Linked DNA regions of Homo sapiens: region 1 is linked to region 2. A link is an interaction called in ENCODE POLR2A ChIA-PET data of the cell type or tissue named here. Cell type or tissue: CD4-positive, alpha-beta T cell. All regions are shown on one strand. Links, peaks and the distances in the headings refer to the core of each region. The heading gives the core; the rest is flanking DNA.

Evidence for each region. Peaks named below come from ENCODE experiments on the same cell type or tissue, not always from the same donor. Only the 100,000 strongest peaks of a DNase experiment are listed, where the experiment ranks them.
Region 1: POLR2A ChIA-PET joins it to region 2 with 5 read pairs; 16 of 35 experiments call an interaction of 5 or more read pairs at or near these places.

The regions. Positions count from the first base shown.
Region 1 is chr6:157,831,078-157,836,463 of GRCh38, forward strand. The region is part of intron 1 of SNX9 (sorting nexin 9); the gene reads left to right. Among named protein-coding and RNA genes, the nearest start is that of SNX9, 11 kb to the left of the region's middle. In CD4-positive, alpha-beta T cell, for the core only: no CTCF peak of the experiment used is centred there; DNase peaks (open chromatin) are centred at 2,754 and 3,204.
Region 2 is chr6:157,883,191-157,888,576 of GRCh38, forward strand. The region is part of intron 4 of SNX9 (sorting nexin 9); the gene reads left to right. SNX9-AS1 (SNX9 antisense RNA 1) reads right to left here. Exons shown (of 2, transcript NR_183542.1): 2 at 1,924-2,201. Among named protein-coding and RNA genes, the nearest start is that of SNX9-AS1, 7.0 kb to the right of the region's middle. In CD4-positive, alpha-beta T cell, for the core only: CTCF peaks have their summits at 2,132 and 2,364; DNase peaks (open chromatin) are centred at 1,761, 2,161, 2,461 and 2,847; H3K27ac peaks cover 2,421 bases.

The DNA.
Region 1 (5,386 bases), core at 318-5,317, 52 kb before region 2:
TTGCTCATATTTTTAAGCTTCTCTTAAGCATGTCAAAACATTAATAGTTTTCCGTCCTAATCTCAGAAGTCTGATTCAGCCATCCGTTTCTGCACATTCTCACTCATGGTGCTTTGTTTTCTTGTGTGTTTTGTGATTTGATTTGATTTTTCCTTGAGTTGCTTGTTTTCCTTGGAACTTCCTCTGTGGGAATCCTATTACCTAGATTGAGGTTGTATCCTTCCAGGGAGGATTTGTGTGTGCTGATACCAGTCTCCTGGGGACATTACATCCTTGGAGTCACTATATCTTTAATTCCTGGCTTAATGTTTTCTCAGCCATACTGGGTAGAATAAATATGGACCTGGCATCTCAGGAGAAATTTTCCTCATCCCCACTACTCTGTATCAATGATGAGACATTTCCTTGCACACAGGTTTTCCTCTTTACCCTTATGCTGAGGTCCTTTTGGAGTCCCAGCTTGTAGCTTAATACAGGACACTTTGTGTGTTGCCTCCCCTGCCCCCACACAGTCCCCAGAGCACAGAGCCAGGCTCCCAGGTTTGTGGAGTCTCCCAGCGGGAAATCCTGCCTCAGCACATGTGTTCTCCCAGGGTTTCTGCTTTCACTTCCTTTGTGGCCTCTCCGGAGCCTTTCCTTTTGTGCTAACTCAGCAGTGTGTTTCAAAAGGTGTTTAGTTTGTATCTTTTGCTTTTAATATTTTATTCAGCACTTCAGTTGTTTCAGTCTGGCAGTGGCTCAGGTATTAGCTTGCTCTAGTTGCTGGAACAAAATCCAAGTCAGAGCATCTTTATAGCAGACTGTCAAGTGAAGGGAGTGGAATATGTGCATGAAAGTGTTAATCTGATCTTTGCAGAGGGAAAGGTCAAAAAGTTGTTAAGCATTTTGGTTGAAACCAAACCTTCAGTCAAGCTGTCAAACTGTGGGCATTTCAAAACTTTCCAATTGATATTTCTTTGTCATTTTTCTTTTGACTATTAAAAGCACATGATAGACTACTTACTAATTTCTAGGCATTGTAAATGCAGTGTTTAAGGATGCTATTCAGTCTGACTGAATTTTTCTAAGTTATTTGTAGTATCTGAAAATCGAGTCATATGGTATTATTACCCACAGGGACAGTACTCAGAAGTCACAGATTTGTGATTGTTCATTAAGTCAGACACTTAACTTTAGGGATAAATTAAAGAGGGGGAAATGCAGCTTCATTCTGTTGCCTATCACCCGTTGTCATCCACAACTCATTCATTTGAACTTCAGATGTGCCAGGTCCTCTGGGATGTCAGTATGAAAGGCCTGTCCTTGTACTCAAAGGGCACAATGTCTTGAAGGAGGGCAGGCTGTCTGCAGGGGCACAGTGCAGGCTCCTGGCACAGTTCCTCAAGCCCAGAGGCTTTCAAAGGACCCAAGTCTTGAAATGTCTGTGTATTAGTCTGTTCTCATGCTGCTATGAAGAAATACCCGAGGCTAGGTAATTTATAAAGAAAAGAGATTTAAATGACTCACAGTTCCAAAGGGCTGGAGAGGCCTCAGGAAGCTTACAAATCCATGGTGGAAGGGGAAGCAAACATGTCCTTCTTCACATGGCAGCAGGAAGAAGTGCCGAGCAAAAGGGGGAAAACCCTTATAAAACCATCAGATCTTGTGAGAATTCATGAGAACAGCATGGGGGTAACTGCCCCCATGATTCAATTACCCCCACCAGGTGCCTCCCACAACATGTGGGGATTATGGGAACTACAATTCAAGATGAGATCTGGGGAGACACAGCCAAACCATATCAGTCTGTTACTTAGTACTTTGAGTGAGTTTTAAACCTTACTCTATCACTTCAGTTGCTTCAAAAATACTTCCATAGTACAGCTCCACAGTCTGCAAGTCCAGACTTTGCCTTGTCAGATCCCAGATATTCAGTTCAGCAGACATTTCAGTAGCTATTTTGTGCCACTTGGATGCTGGGAATAAAGATTTGGATCCTCCCTAGGACAGTTGACATTCAGATATTAATGAATTGGTGTATTTAAAATGTGCGAGTTTAAATGTATTTCCTAATTTAAATTCACAGAAAAAGGCTTGAAAATTTAGACGTATGTATAAATAGTTGCCTATTGCATAGTGGCTGCACATAAGAAGTTTTTTTATGTTTTAGTTTGTTTTATAGTCTCAAGATTTTAAGTAATGAATATTTGCTGCTTTTGTAACAAGGAAAAAAAAGATTTTTTTTTAATTAAAAACTTACTGTCTTTAGGCCTCTAAAGCAGATTCCCAAACTTATATACCTTCTGTTAATTTGTTTCAAATTGTACTAGGTTGGAAAAATTTTTTAATGCTTACACATAGTAAGGGCACTTCAATAGAAGAATGCTAATGCATTCAGGATTACAAATATTATTTTGTAATTTTCTTAAGTATGGTACTTAAGGAAATTTTCTTCTTCCAGGGGAAAAAAAGAGTATGTTTTAAAAGTAGCTTTAAAACATAACTGAAAACTTACTGAACAACTAGCACTGAATCTGAAGGTGTTACAAATTGCTGTTTCATAAATACATTGGTAATTTTACCTGCCACCATGTGCCTTCTCCCTCAGGAGCTTAGAAGAGGCAGGGTGGTTAATTCTTTGTGGTTAGGCAGGGTTTCCAGCACTGCACTTCTCCTCCCGCCTTCCTAAACCATGACTCAGATTTTAGAGTCAAGAGTTGAATAATATGATTTTACAGTTGTTTTGTTGATGCATCAGATTTACTTTGTCCCGTGACTATCTACCAGTATTGCCGAACTGAACTGGGTCCATTTGCCCATGTAGTGGAAAGCCAAACACTGAAGCACCAGGTTTTTGTAGTGAGAGAGGCTTATTGCCAGACAGCTGAGCAAGGAGACAGGAGTTGGACTTAAGTCTGTCTCTCCACGCTGGGGGCTACGTCAGGTTTTGTACTTAGAGGTAATGAGGCGTGATCTGATTGGATCTTGCAGTGGGGTGATGCTGGAGGCATAATCTGACTGGATCCTGCCATGGGGTGACACCAGGGCTTGATCTGATCGGATTTTGGATCCTGCCATGTGGTGTCCACTGTGGTTTTTTTTTTTTTTTTTTTTTTTTTTTTTTTTTTTGAGTCAGGGTCTCTCTTCTGTTGCCCAGGCTGAAGTGCAGTGGTGCAACCTCCACTGACTGCAGCTCAACCTCCTGGGCTCCAGCGATCCTCTCACCTCAACATCCTGAGTAAGCTGACACCACAAAGTGCGTGCCAGCACACCTGGCTAATTTAAAAGAATTTTTTTTTTTTTTTGTAGAGACGGGGTCTCAGTCTGTTCCTCAGGCTGGAGTGCAGTGGCATGATAATAACTCACTGCAGCCTTGAACTCCTGGGCTTAAGTGATTCTCCCACCTCAGCCTCACAAGTAGCTTGGACTACAGCTGTGTGCCACCCCCCCGGCCAATTTTTTAAATTTTTTTTTCTTTAGTAGAATTGAGGTCTCGCCATGTTCCCCAGGTTGGTCTCAAACTCCTAGGCTCAAACGATCCTCCTGTGTCAGCCTCCCAAAGAATTGTGATTACAGCCTCCCAAACTGTTAGTGTCCACTTCTTAATTCAGTGCTCATTCCTCATGCCCATTCCATTCCAAGTGCCCATCTGAGCACGTGGGTTCTATCCATGGCTGCACACTTAGTTTTGGGCATGCTCTGGTGATGTGACGTTCAACCTGGAGGTCCATGCCAACTGAAAAGCAGCTCATAACTTTGTTACATAAAAGTTGAACCAGATTAGTCTGATGCAATTCCAACAGTATGTAAAGCGTATTCAATGTCCTTGCAACCCCTAAAAGCTCCAAAACCCTAGGAAATCAATACCCGTTAGGTTACTGAGATCTGTGGTTACAATAGGTTGAGCTGTCTGAATCATCTAAAGCCAAGATGATACCAAAAAGTATAGACATTTTAAATTTAATTTTATTTTTGAGACAGAGTCTTACTTTGTCACCCAGGCTGGAGTGCAGTGGCATGATCTCAGCTCACTGCAACCTCCACCTCCTGGGTTCAAGCAGTTCTCCTGCCTCAGCCTCCCAGGCAACTGGGATTACAGATGTGTGCCACCACGCTCAGCTAATTTCTGTATTTTTAGTGGAGATGGGGTTTCACCATATTGGCCAGCCCAGTTTCAAACTCCTGACACCAAGTGATCCACCTGCCTCGGCCCCTCAAAGTGCTGGGATTACAGGCGTGAGTCACCATGCCCAGCCAAGATTTTTAAAATATTCTAATATTTACTTCTATTAGAGTTCAATTACTATATAATGACCAAAAGCAAAGTTTTCAGCCTTTAAAAACCCATTCCCCTTCTTTTTTTTTTTTTTTTTTTAAATAGAGTCTTGCTCTGTTGCCCAGGCTGGAGTCCAGTGGTGCAAACATGGCTCATTGAAGCCTTGAACTCCCACACTGAAGCAATCCTCCTGCCTCATCCTCTTGAGTATCTGTGATATGGTTAGGCTTCGTGTCCCCACCCAAATCTCATCTTGAATTGTAATCGCTGTAATCTCCAAGTGTCACAGGAGGGACCAGGTGGAGGTAATTGAATCACGGGGTCGATTTCCCCCATGCTGACTGAGCTGATGGTTTTATAAGGGGTTCTTCCACCTTCACTCAGTACTTCTCCTTCCTGCCACCTTGTGAAGAAGGTGCCTTGCTTCCCCTTCACTTTCCATCGTGGTTCATGAGGCCTCCCTAGCCATGCTGAACTGTGAGTCAATTAAACCTCTTTCCTGTATAAATTACCCAGTCTTGGGCAGTTCTTTATAGCCGTGTGAAAACAGACTAATACAGTCTGGGACCACAGGCATACACCACCATGCCTAGCCATTTATTTTTTATTTTGGTTGAGAAGGGTCTCACTCTGTTGCTCAGGGTGGAGTGCCGTGGCGTGATCTGGGCTCACAGCAGCAGCCTCGACCTCCCAGGCACAAGCAATCCTTCTGCCTCAGCCTCCCAAGTAGCTGGGACTACAGGCACATGCCACCAGAGCCAGCTAATATTTAATTTTTTGTTTGTTTGTTTGTTTGTTTGTAGAGACAGGGTCTCTCTATGTGCCCAGGCTGATCTTGAACTTCTGGGCTCAAACATTCCTCCTGCCTCAGCCTCCCAAAGTGCTGGGATTATAGCCATTACCCTTTTTGATAAGTGGAAACATCTTGTGCACGTTCTGGAGTTTTCATTATGAAAGTGATAGATAGTGATTCTCTAAAATGCTACAAGTATTAAATTTTTTTCTCAAACTCCCCTCTTCTCTGATTCATTAGGACTCTCTTCTATACAGAAAGATATGGCAATGGTAATAAGCTTCCATCTGAGAGAGAAATTGAACTCTTGCTAAAGTGATGATATTTCCTAAGGATTA
Region 2 (5,386 bases), core at 168-5,167:
TTTTAGCAATAAAGTATTTTTAATTAAGATATGTATTTTTTATACATAATGCTCTCGCACACTTATACGGTATAGTGTAACCATAACTGTTATGTACACTGGGGGACCAAAAAAGTCCACATGACTCACTTTAACGTGATGGACTGGAACCAAACCCTCAGCATTGCTGACGTATGCTTTTATGTCATCTCCTTGTTTAAGAAACTTCAGAGTCTCCTCTATTGCCTTCTGGAATAATCATTTGCTACATGTCAGCAGGGCTATCCCAGGAGAAGGTCTTTGTGTATCAGAGTTAGGCAAGCAGACGCTGAACGGTTCATGGTAGGGAAACTGTAGAAGAAATTCATCTGAATTTGAGGTTGAAGTACTTTTCCAAGCTCAGTTCTATTTCTGTGATGCCTCAGTGTGGCTACCCATCATCACCTTATCTTTAAGTTATGTATTTGTCTCCAGGCAAACTGATGATTCTCCAAATATGTCCCATGCTGTCTCACCTTTTATTTGTACCTTTGGCTTGCTCTTCTGAGAATAACAGAGTGACTCCTTCCATCTTTCAGAAGCCCATCTCTTCAGGTTCAGCTCAAATACCATGTCTTCTATAAAACCTTTTGTTTTCTGTTTTACTTCTCTGGATTCCCTTAGCACAATTTGTGACTCTTATACAAATTATATTGCTTATTTGTAAATTGTTAAGCTTGATAAGCAAAGAATTTATCTTTTTTTCTATTCCCAGTGACCTATAAGAGACTTTGTACCATAATACTCTGTTCTTGTTTGAATAATTTTTTTTCAGTTATAAATACATCAAAAGGTACTTTACAATGTAAGGTATTAAAAGACTTACAGATTTCCTGAATCCCTGCCTTGGAGAAGTTTGTGTTCTTAACACCGACCACAGGCCTAGGAGCTGTCCATCACTGGCCTGTTATTCTCCCATCTGACGGGCTACCCAATCAAAAATGGGAAGATTCTCTTACAGAAAATTCTCTGGCATTGTTATTTTTTTAAAACAGTTTGGATATTAAACAAATGCTTGAAGTTAAGTGGTATTTAAGGATATAACATTTTTCTCTACAGAGATTTTCCATGTAATTATATTTGTTGCAAAGGAATTTTTATTGGTTATAGGATGAGGAAGGCAATGGTAATTTTATGTTGGAACTACATTTTGCTTTCTTAGTTCTCAAAAGTCTATTTTTAGGCCATTTTAGGCCTTTTTTGGTAGTCCATTTAAAAATAAATTGATAAAAGAAACCCTCACAAAGGTTCAGTATTAGATGTGCTTATACCTTCATTAACTCACATAAGTCTTATAATGCCTTAGACATCTCGTAATTGCTTATTGAGACTTTCTCTTTACAGAACTTTATTGAAAAGGTTCTTTCCATCTCTTCACTCTCACTCCCACCCCCCCGTATGAATTCTTTTTAGTTGGTAATAGGGCTTTTTAAGGAAGATCATATACCAGTGTTAGAGGATTTATGGACATTTGCCTTCAGAACTGCATGAGGCTGTCATTACTAACCTTGTGTGCTTTTTCACAGATCCCTGACATCTATGAGACAGCTTTGTTCATCTCAGGAACCTTTCAAAAATACATGCTGGTGAAGTTTGTTATATAGGGTGGTTTTTGTTTGTTTTGTCTAACTGGAAACAAACTATTAAAGCAAAGTCTTTTTTTTTAACCTTAAAACTGCAGTGATGAAGGACCAGCCAGCATTGTTATACGTACATCCTGTCATCAGCACAGTGTAAAAGCTTATTTCACATGGACTTCTCTTAGGTCTGTCTGGAAGCAAATTATTTGCTGATTGTAGCGCCATCCTATTCTGTACTCAAAGCTACCTATTTTAGGACTTTGAGCTATCTGAGTAAGTAGACTCTCTAAGCTAATACAAACATTATCCATTTACCTTAAGTAAATTTTTAGTGTTTTAATTATCTTTATTTAAAAAATAAACACCTGAAATTGACATCTGTAGGTTCAGAATATGACTTAACAAAGGATTTGTTAAATAATTTCACCTCTTTTGGTAATTCCCAATCAGTAATGTTGATATGACTGGCTATAAATAGATTGAGTCTGCTGTGATCTACCTTCATTTTTAGAAGAATGTACAAGTTTTATGTTCCACCAGTGGTTTTCTAACGTCAGTACAGATTCATCTGTAGAATTAGGTCATGTCCTTTGAGCCAAAGATCTGTAAAGAACAAAACAGGAAACTTGTCAAATTCTTCCGTATTTTGAGCTAAAGTGGTTAGATTTTTTTATATAAGAGAATATTATAACCTCTTCAGTCCCTTTTGAGGAAAAGAGTTAAATTTTTGTCAGAAATTCTGGTTTAGATGTTCTCTGGTTTAAGAATCAGATATTATTTGCTTTCTATTCCTACTTCCTAACACAGTTGCACGTGGTATAGTCGTAAGATGGGCCGTGGCATGATAGGCCAGATGACATCATCACAGGTGGTGTGGAAGGATGTGACAGGCACAGTGAGGAGTTCCTTATGTGGTGATAGGCGGACCCCTGAATGCCTACAGGGCCCCATCCCAAGATAATAACATAGAAAGTAGTTAGCCTGCGATTGGGAACTCCTCTTAACTGGTGGACTTACCAGATGGGATGATCTGTACTGACCTGAAGTGGACGTTTGGTGTCTGCTGGAAGGAATTAGGTGGCCCATAAGAGCTGCGACCACTCACAGTATGTTTTGAGCTTTCATAGACCCTTTGTACATGTTTGGTAGAAAGCCAAACGGAAAGCAGCTTTAATTAAATATGTTACCATTTTCATTAATTCTTAAACCTAGCCCTCCTTCGAGGCCTGATGTAGTTACGATGGAGACAGACAGACGTCGTGGTGCCATTGCTCATCTCTGCCACGCCACAGTTGCTGTTCTCATGGTCTGTGCAGTGAGAACTCTTCCTCTTGGGCCATGTCTTAGCTGCTTACTAGGAAACCAGTGAACTGAGTCAGGTCTAACCATGTCATCCAAACAAGCGCTTGCCCTGCTTACTGCATTTTTTTGTTGTCAGAAGTAGGGGTTTATTTCTTACTGGTCCCAGTTCCCCAAGGATGTCATATGAGGAGCAAGAATACAACATAAAAAAAAAATAACAAAACCAGAAACTACTATTTTTGTGGTCAGCAGTTGCTAATTAGCATTATTACTGTCTTTAAAAACAATTAGTAAAGTAACCTTTTATTTTATTGTTACAGAAGCAGTACATATGCATTGTAGAAAATTCAGACTAGAAAAAGAAAAGTATCCCATTTCCACAATCACTACTCTTTACACTAGGTGTCTTATTTTCTCTCTGTGAACGTGGGTATACACACAAACATACAGATATAAATTGTATATAAATGGTAATGGTTTACCACCAGTTGGTAATCCTTGCCAGAATCAGAAATGTTATTCCTTCCACGCTTAGCTGGTTTCATCTAGAAAGCAGCACTTTCCTGTATCAGCTGGAGCTAGTTAATTATGTCGAATTCCAATTTGGAATTCAGGATAGATGGCTAATTCCACCTCTCCTTAATTGCCATGTTTCAAAGTAAGAAGTTATTTTATAGCTACTACAAATAGTGACCAATGAAGAAAGCATTCCTGTCTTTTTTTCTGACAGTAGCATGGATGTATGGATTTACATTGATTTCATAATGTGTTTTGTTTTTTTTTTCTTTGTGCTTAAAGTTATCACCTTTTGGAAGCCCATTCAAGCTGAGTCTTCTACCTCATTAATATTTGAAACCTCTCTTGCTCTTAAATAGTGCTAAGTCTTTCATCTCTGTCAGTACTGTATCAGCTTAATCTTTCTCTTCATTATGGGTCATATTTTCCTTGCTTCTTTTCATGTCTGATAAATTATGAGTGGATGTCAGACATTGCAATTTTCACCTTGCTATATGCTGGATATTTTTGCATTCCCATAAACATTTTTGAGCCTTGTTCTGGGATGCACCTAAGTTACTTTGAAATAATCTGATTATTTCAGGTTTTATTTTTAAGCCCAGAGCAACATTTAGCTTAGGGATATTTTTGCCCCTTTCCTGAAACAAATCCTTTGTAGTATTGTACCCGATGCCCCGTGAATCATGAAGTTTTCCATCTAGGCTGGTGGGAATAGCCCTGTGTGAGGGGTTGCACTCTTGATTCACTCTTGATTCTTCCGTGTGTGTCTTTCCCTGACCTTGGGTAGACCCCTCACGTGATGGGCTGATCAGTGCAGATCTGCAGTGTCCTCTGCAGTCTCCAGAGCTCTCTCTCTGCGTCTCTGTCTTCCCCAGACTCTGTATCCTCCCACCACAGAGACCGCCGAGCTTTGTGTGGGTTTTCCATGCCTGCTCCGTGTCCTGGAGAGTCTCTCCACGCAGTGAATGGGCACTTGTGGGCTTACTCTGTCTGTCTCCCGTATCTCAGGATCACTTCTTCACTGTCTGGTGTCCAGTGATTTGAACACGGTTTCCTATATTTCATCATATTTTTTGTTTTCATTGGGAGCATAAACTGGGTCCCTGTTACTCCATCTTTGTTGTCTGCTTTGCGTATTAACTGATTTTCAACTCCAAGTTTATTTTCATCTCTCAGGTGAGAATAATACCACCGCTTATTTCACAGGAGAGTTGCGCCTGAAAAGGATGCTGTCGTCCACTATATAAATGTTTGTAGTACTGACTTCCCTACAGGACAGTTGTGGAACCGGGATTTGAAGCCTGGAAGCTGGGCTCCAGAATGGTCCTCTTAACACATCTGCTGCAGTTTACCCATCAATTGGCTTCTTGGAAGCGCATCAGTCAGTTACCTCTTCTCACAAGATGCTGTATTGTAGGCCAGTTAGACCCTAAGAGCACACACCGGGAGACATTGTGTTCACAGACCAGCTGGGCTGTTGTGTCATTCACAGCTGCGATTGGTAGGACTCACTGTGGCTCTGTGGTTAGCTTCAAGTTGACCAGGTGGCTTTGCTGATTTTGTCTGGACTCTCTCACATACATGTCTAATGCCTCTGAAAGCAAAAGGTTCAGAATATTAACATTTTTTTTAACTTGGCTATTTCTGTTTTTTCCTCTGGAGTTTGTTTCTCTGGCTGTATGACTTGCATGATACTTAATCCATTCTTTCTGTGCTGCTTATAGTTATTTTTAGGGTTTCATTAATACTGTATCATGATGCCAAACAACAGACTTTAGAAAATATAATGCATTGAAGATAACCCATTGCTACACAGTTGGGGCTTTTTGCATGTAATGTTTGTGAGTGAGTGGCATGCTAGAGTTTTCTGGAGAATTTGGTCCTGCCATGAATGTGCTGGTTTTAGTTAAAAACTTTGACCTGCTTTTTCACTCTTGTTCACTGGGCACCTTTTTTATTTTAAGGTGGAT